Linked DNA regions of Mus musculus: all the other regions are linked to region 1. Evidence: chromatin loops called from intact Hi-C (ENCODE). Cell type or tissue: left cerebral cortex. All regions are shown on one strand. Region 1 holds the start of Lpar1 (lysophosphatidic acid receptor 1). Region 2 overlaps Lpar1 (lysophosphatidic acid receptor 1). Region 3 overlaps Lpar1 (lysophosphatidic acid receptor 1).

Region 1 (8,000 bases):
GGCATCCATCTCTCTCAAAAGAGCCAGGACTATCCTTTACTGGAACAGAAATTCACTGAAGAGTTAGGAGAATCACTGGGAGGCAGGGTGATAACCAGAACACTAACCTAGGCCATTGTTTCAAATTTAGATAATAAAAAACCAAAAAAACAAACAAAAAAAACAAACAAACAAACCTCAGGTGTGGTAGTAGTTCATCTGAACATTTGGGATGTTGAGGCAGGAATGGTTTGCTGTGAGTCAGAAGCCAGGCGGGGTTTCATAGTTCAGGCTAGCCTAGGCTACAGTGTAAGATGCTGTCACAAAGGGCAGGAAACAGGAAGCGCTGGAGAAATGGAAAGAGAGGGTAGCAAGCTTGCTGAGGAGAATGGGTGCCAGGAGCAGCCCTCTCTGAAGCTTGCATCTCTAAAGGCACAGGCACGCAGAACGTCCACACCAGACAAGATATCCTTTAAATGACAGTTACAACCTAAGCAGAGACCCAAAGCCACATGTTCCCAAACCAGCTTTCTTCTTTAGAGGAAGAGACTGGTTTTGAAGGTATTTTCCTTTATTTCTGTGCTACCACAAGCACACCCCGGGCTCCCCGACTCGGGCTCGTACATGTTTGTTTTAGCACTGAACTAAAGTCAAGAGTCTGCCCTGTCATTATATCACTTTTTTAAACAGTACCACAAAAAGAAAATAAATTATAACCTAAATCTGTGGATGCATTAAAATAGTCCCCTTTCACTTTTCAGCAGCGGGGGGAGGGGAAACCCTGACTTTTATGAACATCACCCTGAACATCAGGGCTAGAGCTTCCTTAGCACTGGTGGGGTGGCAGAAGAGATTGTCCAGGTATTAATACAATTCCCTGGGCCCAGTGTAGCAAGCTGCTTGTGGAAGAACAAACTCTACACTGAAATCGCACTAGCTTACCAAGACAAAGCACCAAGACATTGCAACACAATTCACCACTCACTAAAAAGTGACTTTTTGAGAAACTCTAAAATAAACTACGTCAGCCTTCAACTTCTTCAAATTAATTAACTAGTTTTTTTTAAAGCATGCTAAACTGAAGTCCCCATACCTTGCAAAAGATTTTTTTTAAGTAAATAAACAAATTAATTGAAAGCAACTAAGAGGACCGTGCATTTAAATTTTATCCAGCAGATAATAAAAGGCTGACAAATCTCTTTCAATGATCCGTCCTTTTAGCCTCTCTAAACTCAGGGGTAATTCAAAGTCTTTAGCCAAGTCAGCTTGACATGCAGCTGAAAACTCATGTATTCTCACCAGTCACACAAAAGCAGAGGGCAGCAGAGGGTCCTCCAAGGGTTCCACCAAGATTCCCCCTGAGACAGGTGGAGCTAACTGCTTCAGAGATGAAAAAAAATAAAATAAAATCAGTACTCCAAGACTGAGCAAGGAACTTCTATTGGAGTATTGGAAGTTAAACTCTATAAAGGAGTCTTAGAGATCTACTCCTCCAACCCCCAGCCCCACCTCGTCCTTTAAAAGATACATTAACTCTATTTCTGCACTAATATCAACCCTCTCTGGTCTGTACTAGCATATTCTGCTCTGTGATTAAGATACTATGTATAATATAAACAGGGTCAAGCCCGCCAGGTGTGGCGAAGAGTCATGTTTAAGTTAGCCTTAGCCAGCAGGCTACCCCCAAACGGAAGATGAAAACACCCCACGGACAGCGTTTTGTGTGCAGAGTAACTCTAACACACGTGCTCAAAAGGCCCCACAAGGCCCTGTGCAACCCATGAGCCTTGTTTTTACAAAATTAAGTTTCCCAAAAGGAAGCCATCATTTGGAAAGAGCAAGGGGGTTAGAAACGACACGCAGATTGTTCTAGAAGCTTTACATAATAACATTAAATAAGTTGGCAATGGTGCTGCACAACTTACTCGCCATGCTTTTACAGCAGAACGTAAGAGAACACACATTCAGCCATCCCTCAAACATGTGACCTCTGCTCTGCTGCTAGCTGGTATGACTGGGGGGTGGGGAAGTTTCAGGTATCTTGGGGTTAAATAATGGCAAGCCATAACTCCTTAAAGTGATGCCCAGGCCTTCTCCATCACCACCAAGGACCGTGGCAAGCACCTCTGAAAGGTCCTCACTGTTCACATCCATCTTTAAGCCAAGCTGTTTGCCTCTACACCACAGTAAGGATTTCAGGTTCTGCCCCCAGCCTGCCAAGGTCCTCAAGACTCCTCTGCAGCACATAGTGATGCAATGTGGCACAGAAACTCTTCACTCTCTACACCACAGCTATCTGTGTCCCACCTTCTGCACTTCAGCGTTGGCTAAACCCTTCTCTTCATTTTCTTTGTATCTGTTACAACAAGAATTCAATGGTTGCTTGTTGGACTGAATTTGTCTCGTTCTCTCCCAACGCTCTAACACATCCCTAAGAGATATTTAAACACTGACACCATAGAGCCTTTCAAATTATCATCCTTTGCAAAAAGTAAGAAACCAGACAGAAAGTAAGATGCTGACTGACTTATGGGTCGGTTTTATGACGTTATACCTCACCTTCAAAGTAAATAACGCTCCTCACAGGGGCAGGCCTGATGGTACCAAGGAAGAGAGGAAAGGAAGAAGGGAAAAGAGGATGTGAGGGAAAGGAAGGAAAGAAAGAAGGGCAGATGGAAGAGGAAGGCAAGGAGAGAGAAAGGAAGGAGAAGAGAGGCAAGGAGAGAGAGATAGGGATGCAAGGAGGAGGGAGGGGAGGAAGGGAGGGAAGAGAGCAGATTAGGAGGAGGAGGGGAGAGAGGAAAGGATGGAAGAAGGGACTGAGGGGGGGTGGCCACACATTAAGCACAGACATTAAAAACTTGACCTTAAACTAAACTTCTAAAGACATTATGAGTCAAATACTTGTAACTTCCCACTGAAATCAGCATGGTGTGTTCTGTTCCGAGCACAAATTTTTACACCAAGTGTCTGAAGAGATCCCTTTTCCTAAAAAAAAAAATCACAAATTTCAGACCGAATGTTATTATGTCCTCAAAGACTCAGCAACCAGGATTTATTCGTCCCCTGGATGTCCCACTAGGTCAAACAACAGATTCTGTAAAAACCAACACCTATAACAGAACCTGGAAAACAAAATCAAGTTACGTTCTGAAGAATACTAACTCTGAATAGAAACAGACGTCTCTGACATGCTGCCACTTAAATTTTCTCTTCTGTGATTTCTTTACCATCATTCACAGGGACGCTGAGCTTTGGGGGATGGTGGCAGCTCCCCTGAGCTGAAGATGCAAAGGGCAGGGTGGGTGGGTAGGTGGTGCCTAGTAGAGGCCAGACCGCAAGGATCACTTAGACCTCATGTCAGATTTAAGCAGCCTCGCAGGTTTGTAATAATAAGGTTGGCAGGAGAAGAAATTATTGCTTTCTTTCGAGGGGAAAGAAAGGAAGTCAGGGAGGGAGGGAGGGAGGGAGGGAGGGAGGGAGGAAGGAAGGAAGGAAGGAAGGAAGGAAGGAAGGAAGGAAGGAAGGAAGAAAGGAACCAGGCAGGCAGGCAGGCAGGCTAGAGAAAGCCAACTCCTACTTAAGTCCCTCTCTCCAAGCATCCCCCTCCTGACGGGTTTCTTTCATCCCACCTTCTTTCTGTTGCCCTCCCATTTCCCCACAAGACTAATTTTTCTTCATTTTCCTTCTTCAACTTCAACTAGTCTCTCATGGAGGAATCACCCACCCTTAGTTCCCAGTTACAGGGAAGATGGCTGAAACAGCAAAGATCATCCTACCCATTCATTTTCCTGATGAGGACACCAAGCCCAGGAGCCCAGAACCCGTTCAGGGTACACCGCTAGGGGACGCTGTGTACAAGGAGGCTCTGATGTGGTTCTGCAAGTCACCCTTCTCAGCCTTTCCGCCTCAAACTGCTTCCCTCTCTTTCTACATTTTTTCCCTCAAATTCACACTCAAGACCAAAGAAAAGGAAAAATAAAATAGAATTTTAAAAAATATTAGAGCCCTGGTGATTATTATTCATGATGTTGCATCTGGAGGAACCAAGGGCAAAAACTAGATGCTATTACAGCTGTGTTTTAATGCAGCTGGCTGTGGTGCACGGGGCCTTAAGCGTAATGTTGATTCCTCTTCCTTGGTATTCATTCCATCTGAAAGAGACTATGTTCTTCCATTTTCTAAGACTTTGAAACCCGGACTTCTGACTTCATAGTCATGTTAGGTGAGCAAAAGACACTTACACAAAAGGATAAGCACGCAGCTCTGTCGAAACGAATAGAGGATTCCGCTTTAATAACTAGCTACCTTCTTCTAGTTGCAGTTAGCAATAGGTATCTCTGACGATGGGTATAGCTTAAGAGTAAAACTTTTCACAAGCCAGTACTCGCTGGAAACCCACATGGAAGGAAAGCTCCGAAGATTTCAACTAAAAAGAAAAAAAAAAGAAGAAGAAGAAGAAACACAGGCGAAAGGAAGAAAGAAAACGGGAGACGAGGAAGAAAGGACTGAGAAAAGAGACAGTCTAGGGCCCCAGCCTGGAAGCAGCAACAAGCCCTGGGTGCCTCACATCAAAGACCAAATGGCAGCAAAGAAAAACAAGCCTAAAGTTTAAAACCATTCACAGTAAAGTCTCCCTCCCTACAGGAGCAAACAGCCGATCAACCCATTCAAGCAAAATCAGGTTTTTCCCCGCCTTGCATTTCCCAGGTACAGACTAAGCCTAGGGCGGCTTCAAGGAAACTTCAGTTTAAATTCCTTAAACTCAAGGGACGACAAAGTCTCTGGTGAGCAGTGAACTGAGCGCGGGACGCGCGGACACCCGAGCCATCTAAGTCGTCGGGGACGCGGCACCAATAAACTTGGGGAGCCCCTTGCCAGCCCTCTCGCGTCCCCAACCCGATCCAGGTAAGCAACAGGAGGCCACCTACGTGTCACTTGGACGGACCCTGGGGCGCACTGACCTGGCCAAAGGTCGGGAGGGCCGCCCGGGCGGCTGCGGCGACTTCCCTCCCGGGCTGAGTTCCACCGGCTGGTGCGGGAGGCCAGGGCAGCCTCGCCTCCTGCAGGCGGCCTCACACACGCGCGCACACCCACCCACTCCGGGCCCGCGGGCGCGCGCACTCAGGCGCTCACGCGCACGGCTACAAAGCGGCGGGTGGTGGGACAGTGCGAGCCGATCGCGCCGATGGGAGGCGGGGCGGTCGCCACCCGCGCCGCGCCAAGGGACACCCGGCCGCCGTGTCTTTACCTGCTAGGTCCAGCTCCGCAGTTCACGCAGCCGCCGGGCCAACCCAACCCAAGCCTCACCCCAGCACAACCCGGAGCCTACGGAGGGCAGCACTGTGCTGGAGGACAAGAGTCACAACTCCCGGGGCTTTACTGCCGCCCAGTTCCAACTTCCCGGGCTCAAGGAACAGGCAGGCAGCAGAAGAGGCACGGGTGCCAGCCTCCTTACCTCTCCTCCTTCTGGCGCTTTCTGCCACATCCACAGAGCACAAGTCAGAAACTCCCCGCACCCCAAAGCGCCTTTCCTCCCAAGCCGCTCTGCTCTCCTTACCTGCGTGGCACCCACAGCGACTCTGCCTCCTGTGGTCCCCTCCCCCAGTCATTCACTGAACTTCCCGCGCTGCTGCAGGTCGGGGAGGGGGTGGGGGTGAGGGGAGCCTAAGCTTTTCATTCAGTACCTTCGCGGCGCTCCCTTGACCCTCCACAGCAGACACACCCACCTCCGTCACCCCTGGCCCCTCCTGTGCTCACCCCAGCGCCAGGCCTCTTGCAGAGCTTTGGTGGACGCCCTGCATGGTGCATGCTTTGTTGCTGTCCCCTCCTCATTTGAAAAGCCCTGGAAACCATCACAGAGCCTGGGGAAAACAAGAAAAGAAAGGGGGGGGGGGGAGAGAGAACTTGGTGTATGGCCTCCTCCGAGTTGAGTTTCTAAACTTTTTCAGGCAGCACACAAAGTTTCAACCAGCACAGCCCTGTACTTCAGGCCATAGAAAAGCAATAGTTGGCTTTGCAATTGCAAATCAAAGCGAGCGTGCCTTTGTGTCCCTAGAGCTATGATTATAAATTTCTCTTCAGCTAGGAGTGTAACTTTCCAAGGGCAAACTAAGATTTTTCATAGGGCAATTAAGGGCAGGGAAGGCACACCTGGAAGTGTAGGCGGAGGCAGGACCTAAGAATCATTTTCTGGAGACTTCCATCTCAGAAGCCTTACCATCACTCAGTAGTAGATGCGGACAGAGAGAGAGGACTCTCCAGCCGGTCTTCACCCACCTGCTTCACACTCCAGGCCCCCAGGGTGTGTTGAGTCATCAGAATTTTCTGCCTCAACCCACAGCGGAGTCCTCCACACATCAAAAGCAGATGCCTGGGAGTAAAAGCCTGAGGGACATCTAGGGTTGTAGTACCACAGAAAAGCAGGACTGGCTGGCGGCACCGTAGCTGACAGAAAATGAAAGGCAGCGAGGGAGTGGATGGACAACCCCTTGCTTCGTACAAAGAGGTCGCTGCCTAGCAGCTATGGGCAGAGCTGATAAGATAAGACACTGGGGGTTGGATAGTTCCCAAGCTTTCAACAGGTTGTGACTTGATGGGACCATGACCATTTCCTGTCCATGATTTTTCACGGTGCTCAAAACTGAACTGTAAAGCTGGTCGTTTATTTATTCTCCAAAGCTGTTTACTTTTAAGAATTTTGAGCCGGGAGGTGGTAGCACACGCCTTTAATCCCCACACTTGGGAGGCAGAGGCAGGCAGATTTCTGTTCAAGAATTTTGTTCATTCTGTGCAGCAACGATGACTTTTACCTGCAATCTCAGCCCTGGGGAGCTTGAGACAGGATGAAGAATTGTGGGGGAAACTATTCAAATCTCTTTTTAAAAAGACTCTGCTTTCCAAATCCATTTTATATCAATTTATGACTTGTTTTATAGTTATCTACTTAAAATATAAAAATTAGACCCAACACCAATTCTGTTCTCAACAACAAACAGAAACATATACAATTGTGTAGCAAGTATTGTTGAGGTATATACAGTGCTTGCCTAGCAAGTATAAGATCCTGAGCTTGACCCCCAGCAGTACAAAATCCATAAAATAATAAATAAGCTCATATATAAAAACCATTCCCTAATTACAAATAATGATAGTTGATCTTAAACTATTAGGAAGTTGAGATGAATAGGAAACCATCAAGTTTTATACATACATATTAAAGAAAACAAGAATACACTGAAGAAGGTTTTCACTTTTCCCCTATAGTGATACTAAACTCAGAATAATCAGACCTATTGCCTAATTTTCTTCCTCCTACTGCTCACTCCATCTGTTTGGTTTCTTGATAGCAATATTTCTAAATCAAATAAAAAGACAAAGTGATTCCCATGGCTAGCCATCCCTCACTATTAAAGGCACAAGGTAAATGAGCTTCTCTTAGCTCGTACTCACCTTGAATGGCTGGTTTATCTCTTGCCTTCTTGAGGAATGTAGCTACTTCCATCCCAATGTGTTAACTACTTTGACTACTCTATGGTCCTTCTCAACCTCAAGTGGGAGTGTCCATCCTCATTAAACCCATGTGCTCACCAGTTCATTAGAGATGAAAAGATGTACCACAGCCGATCAGTGCTAGTCTAGCATTTGCTGGGTTTGATCCATACACACACATACACACACACATATACACATACAAACATGTAGACACATATACATACTCATACACATATACACATACTCATACACATATGCACACACATACACAAATGAACACATATACACATACGTACCTAAGGGCACACATACACACATACATGTACACACATATACAAACATGAACACATATACACACATATATACACATACAAACATGAACACACATATACACATACTCATACATATATACACATACTCAAACACATATACACATACTCATACACATATGTACATACATACACAAATGAACACATATACATACCTAAGGGCACACATACATGTACACACATATACATATGCACACA
Region 2 (8,000 bases), 93 kb before region 1:
CACATGTATAAATAGGAGGCTTTGTTGTTGTTGTTGTTTTTTTAAGATTTATTTATTTATTATATGTAAGTACACTGTAGCTGTCCTCAGATACTCCAGAAGAGGGCATCAGATTTCGTTACAGATGGTTGTGAGCCACCATGTGGTTGCTGGGATTTGAACTTGGGACCTCCGGAAGAGCATTCGGTGCTCTTAACCACTGAGCCATCTCGCCAGCCCCCAAGGCTTTGGTTTTTAAATCAGGAATTTACATTACTGAAGATAGAGACTGTCTCCTAAGAGACAGCTCCTAAGAGTTTTACTACTGTGAAGAGACACCATGACCAATACAAGTCTTATAAAGGACAACATTTAACTGGGCTGGCTTACAGGTTCAGATGTTCAGTCCACCATCATCAAGGTGGAAGCATGACAGAACCTAGCCAGGCATGATGCAGGCAGAGCTCAGAGTTCTACATCATCATCTGAAGGCAGCTAGAAGACTGACTTCCAGGCAGCTAGGGTGAAGGTTGTAAGTCACTCCCTGGGCTAAGCATACTCAAAACATGACAGAGACGAACCCTAAACCAAACCCCATAGCTGAATTTCTCATTATTTTTTCTTGGTACAGAGAAGGCTATTTTTCCTCAGAGCACACTTCTGGAACTCTTTTTCCATTTTAACTAGGAACTGAATCATTATTAACTTAAATTACTTATCTAGATATTTTGAAATGATAAGCTAGCTATAAAATATTTTAACTTTTATAATTTAAAACCTTGATCTAGAGAACTTTGTAGTAAATTATTAATCCCTAATGGAATTCTTAATAAACTTTTTTACATGGCTACTTTTACTGAGAAAGTGTAAATGAACTGAATTATAATGGTTTTGACTGTAATCTTTTAAGTATTAAATCAGAACATTCCAAGTTAAATGAATAACATCATATCTTTGAAAGACAGATAAATAGATTATAATGGGATAACTAGAAAGAGCAAATGCATTTAAATAAATATATTAAATAAAACATTCTAATCTCTTGGAAGGAGAATCATTAGGCAGTACAGCTAACTAGACACTGTGAAAAAAGGGCTTTTTCTCTGTAGGCAAAAGAAACAACAAACACACCAAAACAACAGATATGAAGATATGAATACAACTTCCCAGAAGGCCTTGCAAGCTCTAAGGGACAGCTTCTAGGGGTGCTGGCAAAGCTACCCACCAGGAAGAACCATGCTGCAGGAGTGTCCCCATAGAAAGCACCGGTAATGAAGACTTGTTCCCTAGTTGGTGGATTCAGTGTTTGAGAGGTGCCTAGATCAAGAGGCCTCTGATCTAACTGATAGACTAACCACGGACTGATTCATCAGACAGTGGCATTGTTGGGAATGGCAGAAAGTGGAAAGTGGATCTGCTTGGAGAACGCATGTCAGCAGGGTGTGACTTTGAAAAGTTGCTCCTGCTCCCCCTATTCCCACCCCCAATGCAAGAAGCTTCCTGCCTCTCTCTGCTTCCTGGGCACCATGAAGCAAGAAGCTTCAAATAAACCCTTCCATCTTAACTGACATCCTCATGACTGGCCCAGATACGGAGCGGAACAGCAATGCATCATTATCTAAATCAAAATTTCCTCCCTTCAGTTGTTAGTCTCAGGTATTTTGTTAAGAAGATGCTTTAGTTTCCAGGTCAGAAAGAACCAGAGCACCACCAATCAGACAGAGTAAAAGTTTGGATGTGCCTCCGAGTTCCTACAGCTTTCCCTCGTCTTCGTTCTCTTCTGTTTCTCAGCTGAGATCTGGATGAATGCTTATCATACTCAGAAAGGGTAGGGATGTGCTTTACGGAGAGCCACGGGGAAGAAAGGTCACTGAAAACCTAATGGGCAGGAAACCGGAAGTGATGGAGGAGGTTGAGCGGAAGAGACGGGAGAAGGGAGAAAAGGCAACACAAGAGCAGTGCAGAAACAAAGGCACAAATCCTAGCGCTTCCATGCTTAATAATAGAAACAGAAATGAAAACACAGCTGCTTTCCACACACACCCAACATCTGGCCACCCAGAAGGCCAAGTCGCTCCACTGTGACCCCCTTCACCACAAAAGTGGCCAAAACTACCCTTCACAGAGCCATGCTGGGAGCCTGGGAGCTTGGGTATTATGAGAACTTCCCGAAAATTCCAACAGGCCTTTACTCTTTATAAATGTAGCTATCTGGTCCCTGTTTCCGTGATAGAACATCAAACAGTGAAAAGAGAAACCAAACCTTGCCTTTTAATGAAAAGGAACACACGCACACATACACACACTCTCTCTCTCTCTCTCTCTCTCTCTCTCTCTCTCTCTCTCTCTCCCTCTCTCTCTAGAGAGAGGGAGAGAGAGAGGGAGAGATTTATTACAGGGCAGACTTTTTGCCAGCTACTGCATTTTTCACTGTTGTTGTTTTTTTTTTTTTTCTCTTTCCAGAGACAGAAGGGTAAGAGATAAAGGAGCGTTTCCTTTCATCCTAGAGCCCATCTTTAGACATTGGCCATTCAGAGAGCCCTGGAATTTTATAATGGAGCCAGTGTTTGCCTATTCAACTGTGCATTAGACCACAGAAGATGGCATAATCTAAATTTGAACCAACTATTAAAATCCAGACCCAAGTTTCTTAGTGAAGACAGAGTATCTCAACAACGGGTTTCTTCATGGCTCCACTGTGTGCGGGCAGCAGGGCTCGGAGTTCCATTTTAAATGTCACCAGGACTCTCTGTCCTTCCTTATTCACTGCTCCTCCCCATGAAAAAGTTCACTCTTGGTTCACACGGAGCTAAATCATGCCTCTTGGGACAGCTGGGATGAGTGGGAAAAAAGCAAGTGAGAACCAGGGAAGGCCACATGGTCAATCTCAGGTATTTCAGCACGAGAGGGAGGGAAGAGGCTGCTGGACACTGGCTGAGGGCTCTATTGTCATTTACTCTTTAGCAAAGCATCTGAAGATGAAGATGTGGTGTTTATGCTATCTCCAAGGCGAAGAATCTAAAACTAAAATAAAGTCACTCATTATACTACCATGAGAGTAAAAGTCTGTTTAAATCTAGATCTTCTGTTATATTCTCTGACCCAGAATTTATCTGATATGTCCTGAGTTCTGTCGTGAGAATTCTGGGATTTTCAGTTTCTTTAAAAAGCAAAAAAAAAACAAAAAAAAAAAAAAACAAAAAAAACAACCCAGAAATATAAGAACATGCTTCCATTTTAATCCCAGGTGTAGGGATGTGGGGCTGCTTTGCAATGCTCATAGCAGCTGACTATGATTTGCCTCATGCTCTAGCAGAGGTGTGTTTTTGCCAGCTGCAGATGGTTTCTGTGATTGTGTGACTTTGGAATTCTGGCAACTTTTCAGAGGATATATACATGCTAGAGCCCCAATAGGCAGAGATTAGTGGTTGTTGGTCATGGGGTTTGGTTGGGGTTTGTTAGTCGTCCAGCTCAAAGAAGAAACAAGAAGAATGAAATTAGATTCAGGGATCTCTATCTCTGTCACACCCCTCTCTGCTTCCTTCTCTCCTATCTAGTGATAGGGGGTGAAACTGGCTGGATAAAAAGTAGGATAAAGAAGAACCCACAAAGTAGCTAAGACCAGCTACAAAGTTCCTTCTCTTTGTATCCTACCATCTATCTATCTATCTATCTATCTATCTATCTAGCTAGCTAGCTAGCTAGCTATCTGCATGCACATAGCTACATAATGAAAGTGTTGAATAGTCCTGCTATGTATGTATGTATGTATCCTATTCTATCTGCATATGTATCTGTAGCTATATAAAAGAATTGCTAAAGAAATATTACATTAAATCATGCTGCATGGAAAATAATGACTTTTCACTGATAGACTCTAAGGGAGCCATCATCCTCAGTTATGTACCCTCTGATGATTCCATGAAGTCCCAATGGATAATTTCAACCGTACAGTTACACAGATGGCCTGATCAAACCCAGAGGAATACAGATTAAAAAGATATGAGTGTAGAAGAGAGATTAGTAGGAAGGGGTGGGCAGAGAAAGGAGAGCGATCAGAGGTATGAATGAGAGCAGTTGGGATACATGATGTGCGTGCATGAAACTATCCAAGAACAAACCCAATAAAAAACAGAATTAGGAACATACAGACTTTTGGAGCCATAGACAGATTCAGGGTAGATTTCTGAGGGGTTAATTACCACTTCAGGATCAGCCCTACAATAAAATCAGAAAGCTCTATTTTCTTACCAAATGAAAATCAGCACCAGTCTACATACACAGTGACATCTGATTGGTTCTGAATGTCTTCCAGTCAAAAGTCCACAAACATATTAGCAGGAGGATATATATATATATATATATATATATATATATATATATATATATACACATATACATATGTGTGTGTATAAACCTTCATATGCACCTCCTTGTCCTCTTTCAAATTCATGGCCTCTTTTTTCATTAATTGTTGGTACATACATATTTGAATCTATATATACCTATATATTTTTAAATACATAAATACAGCTTGCTTTGTCTGTATAATGTTATAGATGTTTTCGGGACTGCCCATTTGGTATTGCCTAACCATTTGGTGTGCTCTTCTTTGGGGAAGGCTATCTTAATAAATGTGTCCATTGTTGGCTTTAGATATACAAACCTCTGTGTTAAAGCTCAGAACAGAGACAAGCCTAAGATATGTTTAAGGAATAATAAGCCCATTTTTGGCTGGCACAGAGTAAGTGGGTGGAATAGTATAACTGAAGACTGAAGGACAGATTGCAATATGGCTTTGGAAGGGTGACAATGTTAGATTCCAGCTTTCTTAGGCAATGGTGAGGATCCGTTTAAAAGGCTGATTAGGAGGATCAAAGTGATGGCCCTGTAGAATGAAGAGCAAGATGGGATGCTGAACATGGAGATAATAGTTAAGCAGTTTAACTGGCCCCTGCTGCATCTCTCCACAGAAAGGAAGGCTCACCATCATCATCACCACCACTACCATCATCATCACCACCACTACCACCAGATTTACTCACATGACATGTCCAAGCTTGAAAAGTATCAGTGCCTTTTACCTTCAGTGGGAGATGTGGGACAAAAGGTGTCTCCACATTCCTTTCTTCCCCTTGATTATTTCTACAAAAGGGTGTAGCCTCTCTGACATCATCGGCTCCCCGGAAATCCACACACCCAGGATTGAGGGCTCTGATAATCAATCCCCAGTGTGTTCTCATGACTCGAGTTCTTACGTAACTTTGTTCCCATCTACATGGATGTCTTCAGCAATGTCCGCTAGCTTCTCCCCGCATCCTGCTTTAGCTCTTCCCCAGATGGACAGTCTTACCAAGAGGGACAGAAATGGACGCCTGCATGGCAAGTGTGTAAGAAGGGACCACTGTCTCTCTCCATTTCTTCTCTTCCTTAAAGACCCAAAGTTGGGGGTGGAGTGTCTTGTTCTTAGTTTTGCTTCTTCCTAATGAGAGTTGTTTTGGTTCTCAGGCTAATCCTACCCTTAACAATGAAACCAGAGCCTAACCACCTGCCTTGCCCAGGAACCTGAGGGACACACAATCTTACAAGTTGAAAAAGAAAACAGGACCAAATCACTCCTGGGGATGGCAAGGGCTCCTACATTGAACTGGACTATGAAAGCCATCAAGCTAATATGCTGACTCTGGACTCAAGGAGTCTAAATTCTGTGTAAAACTACACTCTCCAACTGTGTTTATGGTGATGCTTTTCCTTTATCTTCTTTAGAAAATATTAGTATCAAAATGAAATACACAAAATATTTATCTATAATACTGCCTCCAGAACCTGACCTGAGAGCATCTTATGTGAACTGTACACACAAAATAAAACACACACACACACACACACACACACACACACCTACCCATATGCTCATATGCAAACAATCACGCACATCTTTAAGCACGTTTTTCTTAAAACAAAATTTTAAAGGTACAAAGAAGTGAAAGGATAGGAACAGTTTAAACTCTTTAAAGTATCTTCATTCCTAGTATCAATAAAGAAATGCTAACTGGCTTCGGAAAGAGAGGAAATTAGGGCTTAACAAGATGTGAGGGCTGAGTTGGGGTGCGTGCTGTTTAGCCTGCAGCCTGAGTTCAGTCTCCAGAGAACCCGCTCTTGCAAGTTCTCCTCTGTGTGCACGCGCAATGGCACATGCGGCAACCCCCATCAATCGGCAAAGAAACAGCAACAAAAAATTTAGCTGAAAAAAGTGTAACAGCCTTGCGTTCTTTCACTTTTTCCTGCTTTTTTGAGCATCTGACAGTATTGTAATTTGATAAGTTATCAAATAGTCAACTTTAAAATTATGATAAAACAGAACCAGTGAATAAAAAGGAAGCCGATCTGTGTACAGCAATGGTGCTTTCTGATCTAAAGTCAGACTTCAGAGTTAGAATAAAGGATACTACAAGTGACATCATTTTCTCTCTCCCTCTTCCCCTCTCCTCCTTCCCTCTCTCCCTCTCTCTCCCTCCCTCCCTCTCTCTGTCTCTTTTTCTCGCCCCCTTTCATACACCCCCACGGCTCACCCACAAAGACCTTAGAGAGCCATAGGCAACAGGACTCTCTATTTTTTAAATGAGGAAACCTATCTTCATATTTCTGCATTTCTGCAGTTTTTAAAGAAACAGCATTGTGTGTGATGTACTTTGTAACCAGGGCTGAGAGAAAAGTGCCAACAACACATAGACTCTGTGACTCAGCCATGAGGCCCAGAGCTAGGGGACACCCATTATTGTAACTTGGCAACCCTTGGCTGGCCCTAGAGTCTTCTCTCTCCTTGTAGCTGAGAGAGAGGTAAAGGCCTCTCAGGAGCCAGATGTGCCTTAAGCTTCCTGAGGATCAGGGAATGCTAATCATCGCCTTCTCATTCCAGCAACTTCAAATGTTTTATACCGAGCTAGACATACATTTTTGAAAAAAGTCTGTCCAGGTCAAGAAGGACAATTTGGAAAACATAACTTGGAGAGAAAATTGCAACACACATGGGAAACTCAAAAATCCATTCTTTCAAACTAGGTAAAACAAAGATGTGGCTTGCTTTCTTCCTCTTGGAAAGCTATTGTCAGGTCTGACGCCTCTTATAGCCCAGGAGACATCCAGAAGTGACATTTGCAAATGTCGTTCCTTCTCAGAGATGCAGCGGATGACAAACTTCCTCCAGAATGTGGGTACTAGAACCAGCCATGCTTAGATTGTGTTAACTGCAGGGGAAGATCCCTCTGTGACCCCTTGTTACTGTATTGTACTTATTTCCCCTTTCCTCCCTTTTCCTTGGTAGTTTATTATTATTATTATTTATTAGTGTGTGTGTGTGCGCGCGCACATGCAGAAGCCAGAAAATGGTGTGGGTACCCTTCTCTATAGTCTATAGCCATCCCTTTGAGACAGAGTCTCTCTCTGAACTGGGAGTCCACTGTTTTCTTGGCTTGGCTGAGAGTCAGTAGGCCCAGTGGGTCTCTTGGCACTGCCTGACTCAGAGCTGGAGGTAAGGGGTGTACCAGATGCCCGACTTGTTCTGTGGATGCTGAGGTCTGAATGCCTTTCTCATGATTACAAAGCAACTGCTCTCAACCGCTGAGTCATCTCTCTGGCTCTCTGTTCTTGCTTAATTTTAATTCAACTTTTTTCTATGATGTGATGCATATATATATATATATATATATATATATATATATAAAATATATATGCTGTTTTAAGCTCTTTTGTTATATGAGTTTAGGTATAAACACATGCCCATCTATACTCTGCAAGTATTTGTAATAATTTTTATATAAATCACCTACATGAACAATACCAGACTGTCACTTATAGACTATGAAGGATCCACTTCTATTTTAACAGACCATAGCCTGAGTCTAGCGTTGCATTGCTGACCCACATGCAGGGTCACAATTGCATCATGATTCATGTTCCTGTGGCACTGTGTTCAGGAAGTGAGTAGCAGGAAAGAAAAAAAAAAAAAGAACTTCGGACTA
Region 3 (8,000 bases), 76 kb before region 1:
AGAGAAACTACCAAAGTTGTAAGAAAAACAAGAAAACAACTTTACTAGCTTAGCATGGCAGCTCTCAGGCAGAAGCAGGACAGTCATGAGTTCAAGGTCAACCTGCACTACATGGCAAATTCCAAGCCACTTTGAATTGTGGCATAAGACCCTATCTCAAAAGAGTAAAAAAATAAGTCTTTGTTTATGGGGAAAAAATGTAGTTTAAATGCTTCTTTACATATAGTAGGACAAAGAATATGTAAAAGAAGACAATAATTCCATTTTGACCTGGAAGTGTGCAAAATTATTTGTTTACCAGCAGGTGAATGCTTAATTTCTAAGAAGCAATCATAAAGTTTTTAATTAGAAAAGATCATTTATTTATTTCCAGAAAACATCAAATAAAAAGGAGAAATAGTAATAAGTATATTAGTTATTTTTCTGTGGCTATGATAAAATACCATGACCAAAGCAACTCACGGAAGAAAGTTTATTTTTGTTTATAGATGCAGACGAAGGGTTCATAAGGGCAGGTGAAGCAAGAAGCTGAGAACTCATGTCTTCAACAAAAGCTCAAAGCAAAGATCAAACTACATGCATGTATCTCTGTTTCTGTATTTTGTAAGGGTATGAAATCTGAAAGGCCACTCCCAGTGACTTCGTCTTCTCCAGCAAGTTTGCACCATTTCCCCAGACAGCACTACCAACTCAGGACCAAGCATTAAATATATGAACCTATGGGGTATATTTCTCATTGAAACCACCACAGTAAGTGAACCACTTTCTGGGCTTAAATTTATCTCCAAGATTCTATGGAAAATATACTCAACAGAATAAGTTATCTAAAATGTGTTATTTCCTATGTGTGTCAAGGTTGCTATATAAAATACCCAATGCAATTCCACTAAATTGGATATCTAATTGAACTTAAACAAATGAATAGCAAATGTTGCCTATTATAAGAGCCATGTACTATATTAACAATATTCAAACAAGGACAAACTGTATATAGGATGGTGATCTAGCAAGATTACACTGCTTCATAATGATATTCACAGCTGTTTCAATTTGTGGGTATGCATGCTATGTCTACATAATGATGAAACTGCCTAACAGCAGACTTCTCAGAACATATCCCATGGTTAAACCACATGTTTGTATAAGTACATCATATGCAATAATTTTTAATTACTAAATTTTGACAATACTTGTGTATGAATATGTTTATGCACACATGTGTGCGTGCATATGTATCCCAGACTCATAACATATTTAGCCTATCTGTAACAGAAAATCAGAAATGACATTTAGTTTCCAAAGATCTTGTATAAACCTCGCTGTCCTGAAGTCTTCTTGCTGTAATAACCAATGACTGACATTCTGAAATCCCCCAGTCCCACACAGCCATAACAACCTGTAAGGTACCACAGTAAACTTGTTTCACCATGCTTCAAAGTGGGTGTCCAGTTTTCAGAGTAATAACCTTCCAGGTTGTAAACATGTGCACATCACTGTAGAGCCCTTCCTATTTCCCATAGGATATTAATTTGTATGTGTAGAAGGTCATCCCAGGAGCTAGAGAGATGGCTCGGCAGTTAAGAGCACTGCTCTTGCAGAAGACACAGGTTCAGCTCCTAGAAGCAGATGGCAGCTGGAGACCATCCTGATACCAGTTTCAGCTGGTCCAGTACCCTCTGCTGGCTCCCATGAGGATACCAGTTTCAGCTGGTCCAGTACCCTCTTCCGGCTCCCATGAGCATCAGCCATGAGCATGACATGAACACAAGCATGAAGCCACACTCTCATATGCATCAAATTAAAACTTAAAAATCTTTTAAAAAAGAAAGCTATCTCATTCCTTCTAGAGTAGTAACCATTCAATATCTACCTACTTCATAACTATGTGATGATACCAATCTACTTGAATGTAATATGCATTATATACAGAGGGAATATAGTAGTGCAAAATATAATGCCAAGATATTTAGTATCTATGATAGACAGATGGTGATAGATAGATCAATAGATAGATAGAAAGATAGATAGATAGATAGATAGATAGATAGATAGATAGATAGATAGGTAGGTAGGTAGGTAGATAAGCTAGGAAGATGGAAAGACTGACAGACAGATAAAACACTTTACAACAGTATAAAATATAGGTAACATGAGAATAAAAAATATTGTTTGACCATTATAGAAGATTCCACTTACATCTCCAGGAATTTATATGGAGATCCATAGCCCCAATAAAAATTGTCATATGCAAATGATATAATAATTATATTTTGGAGGAAATGACTAAAATTTTTATTAAACTCAACATGTAAAGAATATATGAGAAATATTTCCTTCACCTGGATGTACTTGGTAAGCTTGTGTGCCCCATACAAGATATAAAATCTCAACTCCATGTACAGCTTGAAGCCTTTCCAGACATTGCTCTGGTGCACTGTGACATCCCAACAGTCCTTGCACGTTACCACATTATAGTGTTTATTATTATTCTAACTACTGAAATGGGAGTCCTTAAGAGCAAGGGTCCTGTTTCCATCGGCCTTTGCATTCCTGATTCCTAACAGAGGCCTAGAAGGCCTTCAGTTTGTGTGTAAAAATAAAATACTGCTAACAATTTATCCCTGGGCCTTAGCCTAACAAATATCCCTGACAGACAGGCTATGGAGCTGTGTTATTAAACCACCTCCTGGCAAATGTCCCTTGAGTAGACAATGAAGTCACACTGAGTCTCAGGCTGCAGAGGTACATTCCTATTGCACTGAGACAATCAATGCAAATCCCCAGGGGTAGGTTTCATTTTAGCACCCATCAGATAGGTAGGGTTTCAGAGTCTGAGGTCTCATTTACAGGCCAACATCATGAAATATCCAAAGTGATTCTCAAAAGAGACTGGAAGGTAGCATTAGGGAGGAGAAGGGCTTCATCCTTTCCTGCCTAGGTGAATAGTGATGGAAGCCACTTTAAAGGTCCAATAAGTGGTCACAATGTGAAATCGGGAGCAGCTGAGAACGGCCCAAGGTCTCATGATCTGCTTTGAATGGGGAACATCTCCCACTGTGTTGAGCATTTGGAAACTTGGTCCCCAGTTGGAGGGACTGTTTGGGGAAGTTTAAGTGGGGAGCCTTCTGGAAGAGTAAGTCACTGGGGGTAGGCTTTAGTAAAGAGCCCTGCCTTCTTCCAGTTGCTTTCTCTGTTTGTGTTTGGAGATGAGATGTGAGCTTTGAGCTTCCTGCTCCTGCTCCATCATGACTGCCACTATCTGCTGTGCTTCTGATCTGCCACCACAGGACTCCTACTCCTCTGTCACTGTAAGCTAAAATAAACTCTCTCTTCTGTAAGTTGTCTTTGGACATGGTGTTTTAGCCAGGCAGTGGTAGCACACGCCTTTAATCCTAGCACTTGGGAGGCAGAGGCAGGCGGATTTCTGAGTTCGAGGACAGTCTGGTCTACACAGTGAGTTCCAGGACAGCCAGGGCTACACAGAGAAACCCTGTCTTGAAAAACCAAAACAAAAAACAAAAAGCAAAACAAAACAAAACAAAACAAAACAAAAAAACAGTAAGTCATATATTGTCTGACAGTTTTTCCATATACTCTAGATATGGTCTTTACTACCTATCAAAGGGAAAAAGAAAGGAGTTCTACCTGAGTTCTGGGCTGCTAACTGCAGCTTAATTATTGTAGATCTACTATAGAAGACATGATCTTCAAATCATTGATATTGTCCAAGTGGTCTCTTTCACTCAACCCCATTTAAATTCACCTGTGTGGAGTGAAGCAGATCAAAACTGCCACTTCCTATGTGTGGACACTAAATATGTAAAGACAAGAGATGTAATGGCAAAAGTGTATCACAAGAAAAGACATTCAAAATAAAATGTGCAACCTGCTATCGGACTGAGCTGCTAAAACACAATGTATTTTTATACTGTGTCAGAAAAGTGACATACCATCCTTGTGTGCAAGAGTGGGTTTGGTGGGTGAGTAGCTGTAGGTGTGTCTGAAAAAGGATGGAGGGACAGGTGTGGCTGAGACTTACTAGTTGGGGACTCCTCACTTTCCTATAGAAAATGTTCTTTGTAAGAGGCTGAACAACGAACGTATCTACATATAGGAATCTATTCATATAATCCTGAATCTGAAACAGAGGCTGGAGGAAGTTTAAGGCATTTTTCTCAAGCATCCAACTGTGCCATTTCACTCCAAATATAAGCTTCCAGTCCCTGGGCAAGTGCAATTCCCACCTTAGTCAAAATCACCACAGTAAAGATATCTTTGTATCTTTTATTCCATGTAAGGACAAATAGCCTTAGCACTCGGCGTCTATGTGGTGTCTCAGGCCGACAGGCCTGAGTCACTCCTAACTGGCCTAAAATAAGAACGGGCTTCAAGTGGGATCCTCTGCCTCCACCTCAAAGAGAGCTCTTGGACCCATGTGGTCTGGGGGTTTTGTTTCTGTTTGAATGTTTCTTTGGAATAAAAATATTTGAATGGAGATGTGTAACAAGGAGTAACACAGGGCTGCTGTTTAAAAGGTGTTTTCTCTTTTGACCTGAGCCTGGGGCTTGGGGCTGGGGCAGTTGCAGCAGGATATCTGCAGGGTGTCTCCCCGGCCACCACGCACAGGGCCAAGCCAACCTAGGAACTGGTCAAACAATCATGACTCCCATGACTGTTCCCTCAGTCTCTTCTTCAAAGAGGCCTTTACAGGGATGCCACTGGGCCCTAAGGACACATGAGGTAGCTTTAATTCCCTTCCACAGAAAGAGGATTTGTAACTCCGTCACCTGTGGCCAGAGAAGAAGAGACTCTGTGTCTACTACTCCCTTCTCTGACCAGCAGGGCCAACTGGGAAGTCCTCCTTCCCTGCCACCCAGGTCTCCAAAGGAAAATGAAATGCCAAAACATCTTTCTCCGAGACGATTCTCAATAAAGGCGCCACAGACTTTAATAGTCAACAGAGCGTCTTAACATGAATTACGGAAGAAGTGGGCACTGTGCATAGAGAGGACAGTCTGTGCTTTTGATCTGACCTGATTTCTAAGTTTTCCACTAGAAAGGTCTTAGAGGTTGGCCAGCTTAGCCTTACAATTTTGTCCATAAAAGAAATAATAGCCTAGATATCTTGAAAATCAAAGTAACCTGGCCAACTTATCCTTCAAGCAAAGGTAGAGAGCCATTAATTAACAGAGAGAATGTAAATCACCCAGCATCACCCAGACCATCAAGGCCAAAATGAGGATCTGAGTCAACCAATCTATAAAAGTGAGAGAACATTTCTTCTACGAGTCCTGCCCTCCCTTCACTCAAAGTCTCTGCCCTTGTCCCATCGAAAACAGCTCCTCCAACATGGGCCCTGCAAAGGATTGTCCTGGTGGTCTGCTCTTCCCTTAGCACAGAATTAGCACTCATCAAGTTCACTAAACTAAACTGAAAGGGTCAAGAGTCAGCACCCTGTGTTGAAAGTGCAGGGACTCCATGCCTCCAGCTTGAATTCCCTGTTACCACTTACAAACAGCAAGACTGTCCACAAATTACTTGCCATATACTAACTGAGGAACTTCAATATAAAATTGAAAAGAAAATGAAACTTTCCCTAATAGTTGGTCCAAACAACACTCAAGAGTGGTGGTGAGTGTTGACTCTGGCACAAAGTCCATGGATAATAATGGGTAATTTATCCTTACTGGCGACCACTGGCCATTGAAATGGATCAAACCTGGGAAACGTGTATCTTTCTTTGCCAAGAGAGATGCTCCTCCACACTTGTTTTACTTGATATGCCTCGCAGGGGTCAGATGTCAATGCCACCACTCCTTCCCCAGGATTCCTTTCCTTTCTGAAGTCTGGTCATCATTGTTGATGGTCCTCAGTAGAAGTGCCACCACAAATAACAGAGTGGGAGAGGAAAGGACTCATATCCGAAGAGAGCCTGTGGTCAAATAAGGAAGGACGCCTCCACTGCCTGAGTCACTCGGGGAGCCGACTCAAGGAATTCTTGGTAAAATGTCAAGCAGATGGAAACTGGAGCTAGAGAGGAACTCTGTAGCTTCACACTAGGGCGAGGAACAGAGAGGCAAGCACATCTTGAACAAAACACTCCCCTCGGCGAGAAGCAGCTGGTTTGTGGATGCTGCAATACTAAACTCTGGAAAAGCATAGAAGAGAAGTGAATACTGGCGGTCATTAGAAGCAGGACAAAGAAAAGAAACACCCCTTCAAGGCTTTCTATGACCCTGGAAACAAGGCAAAGGTGGGGTTAGGTAGTATCAAGGGAGGGTCTTAGAATCAACACAAGCCACCAGCCTGTAAACTCTCCTAGAAGACACAGGTTGGTTTTATTCTTGAGAAATAGCTTGACACATAAGTGAAAAACTCACAGACCATGGAACACCAGCCATGAGTTGTATTGAATTCTAGCTCCTATATGCATGACCTATGTGACTTTGGGCAACCTACCTAGGGTTCTTAGCAAACACAGCAAGCCAATCATCGTACCCATGTTCTGTAGGGTTGTTATTTCTAAATATAAACCTCCAAGGTAGTTTGAGCACTTTGTATGAAAGTAATGCTGTACACATTTGAAATAAAATTCTTATTAAGACCTAGTACTCACTTTCAAGTGACTACCTGTGCTCTCATGCCTCACAATCAATCCTGCAATTATAAAACTCTAAGATGCCTTTTCTTAATTTTTTTTTTTAAGTTGAATGCTGAGGAACTCAGCTGTTGACCAACAAATGCTTGCTTGGACATTAACACTGCACATGTCTAAAATCATAAACCATTTCTTACACAGGAAAAACAAAGGCTTTTCCACATAAGTGATAAGTCATCTCTAGCTCAGAGTAAATCACAATATGACTGGTTAGTTATTAACTGAACACTCCCAGTAGCTAATCATTTTCTAAGTTGTTCATATTCTAATTAGAGGTCACAGGCTATTAGCCAGCTGTGGTGAGGAGGCATGCCTTCAGTTTAAATACTCAGGAGGATGAAGCAGAAAAACCATGAATTCAAGGCTATCCTGGGCTACATGGTGAGACCCTATCTCAATTTAAAAAAGAAAAAGGCTTGTTTTTTAAACTTACAGAACACGGTAAAAGTATGGGCAAGTATGTCTCACTTATAGCTGACTAAAGTGATACCACACTGAGTTCACTACAGCTCTCTGCTCTTCCATCTTGAAGGCTCAGGAAGTTGATTCATTCATTCATTCATCCATCCATCCATCCATCCATCCATCCATTCATTCAATGTCTAGTTGTCGAGTACCTGCTTTGAGCCAGTCAGCCCGTGAATGACTACATAGAGAAAAGAGACCACAAAGCACTCAGTCCCCTCTGGCCTTCAACAGGTTCAAAATCTCCCTAGATCATAGTTTCAAATATCAAAAAACATTTGTGCAAAAGCCAAGGTCAATGGTAAAAACAAAGTCCAGATTATCAATTGATTAACTTATAATGAAATGAGCTTCAGGCCAATGACAGCTCTCATTGCCATGAGATGAGCTCATGTTTTCCAAATAACCAGACCTTCTTAGGAGTAGAGCCACTTCTAGCAGGAGAGTGAATGGCACAAGAAACATCAGGCATCAGTGTGACAAAGACCTGACTGTTCTGGGTTGTGAATTTCCTATTCTGAGCTTTCTACTGTTCCCCCATGGATAGCCTATCCACTCCCTCATGCTTGCTTCTTTTCTCAAAAGGAGTTGTTATTCATTTATTGCACTCTATTCCCTAAATTAGAATCATATTCCCATCTTGCCTTACCCAGTTTCCTTACATATCATCCTGACTGGAGTTTTTCCATGTTCTAAAACTTTCATTTCGTGGCCACAGAATTAGTATTTACTCTGGAGAAAGATAACTGTATTTGATCTTTATGGAGGCTGATAGTTTAAGCCTCAAATGACACTACTTCTGTTATACATATATTTGAAATTTGTGTGATGGGTAGTAGTAGTCTTCTTGTGGCAGAGGAAAAACTACCCAATGAGA

Evidence for each region. Hi-C counts contacts between places; a loop is a spot of excess contacts. Peaks named below come from ENCODE experiments on the same cell type or tissue, not always from the same donor. Only the 100,000 strongest peaks of a DNase experiment are listed, where the experiment ranks them.
Region 2: a loop joins it to region 1, with 2.3 times the contacts of the local background. A loop is called at or near these places in 3 of 42 quality-filtered maps.
Region 3: a loop joins it to region 1, with 2.3 times the contacts of the local background. A loop is called at or near these places in 3 of 42 quality-filtered maps.

The regions. Positions count from the first base shown.
Region 1 is chr4:58,548,191-58,556,190 of GRCm38, forward strand. It overlaps Lpar1 (lysophosphatidic acid receptor 1), which reads right to left and starts at 5,103. Exons shown (of 4, transcript NM_172989.1): 1 at 4,944-5,103. In left cerebral cortex, CTCF peaks have their summits at 3,827 and 5,059; DNase peaks (open chromatin) are centred at 3,824, 4,808, 5,155, 5,343 and 1 more place; H3K4me3 peaks cover 1,820 bases; H3K27ac peaks cover 742 bases.
Region 2 is chr4:58,455,235-58,463,234 of GRCm38, forward strand. The region is part of intron 3 of Lpar1 (lysophosphatidic acid receptor 1); the gene reads right to left. Among named protein-coding and RNA genes, the nearest start is that of Mir3095, 18 kb to the left of the region's middle. In left cerebral cortex, no CTCF peak of the experiment used is centred here; DNase peaks (open chromatin) are centred at 4,754 and 7,555.
Region 3 is chr4:58,471,861-58,479,860 of GRCm38, forward strand. All of the region lies in intron 3 of Lpar1 (lysophosphatidic acid receptor 1), which reads right to left. Among named protein-coding and RNA genes, the nearest start is that of Mir3095, 35 kb to the left of the region's middle. In left cerebral cortex, no CTCF peak of the experiment used is centred here; DNase peaks (open chromatin) are centred at 4,206 and 6,016; H3K27ac peaks cover 3,431 bases.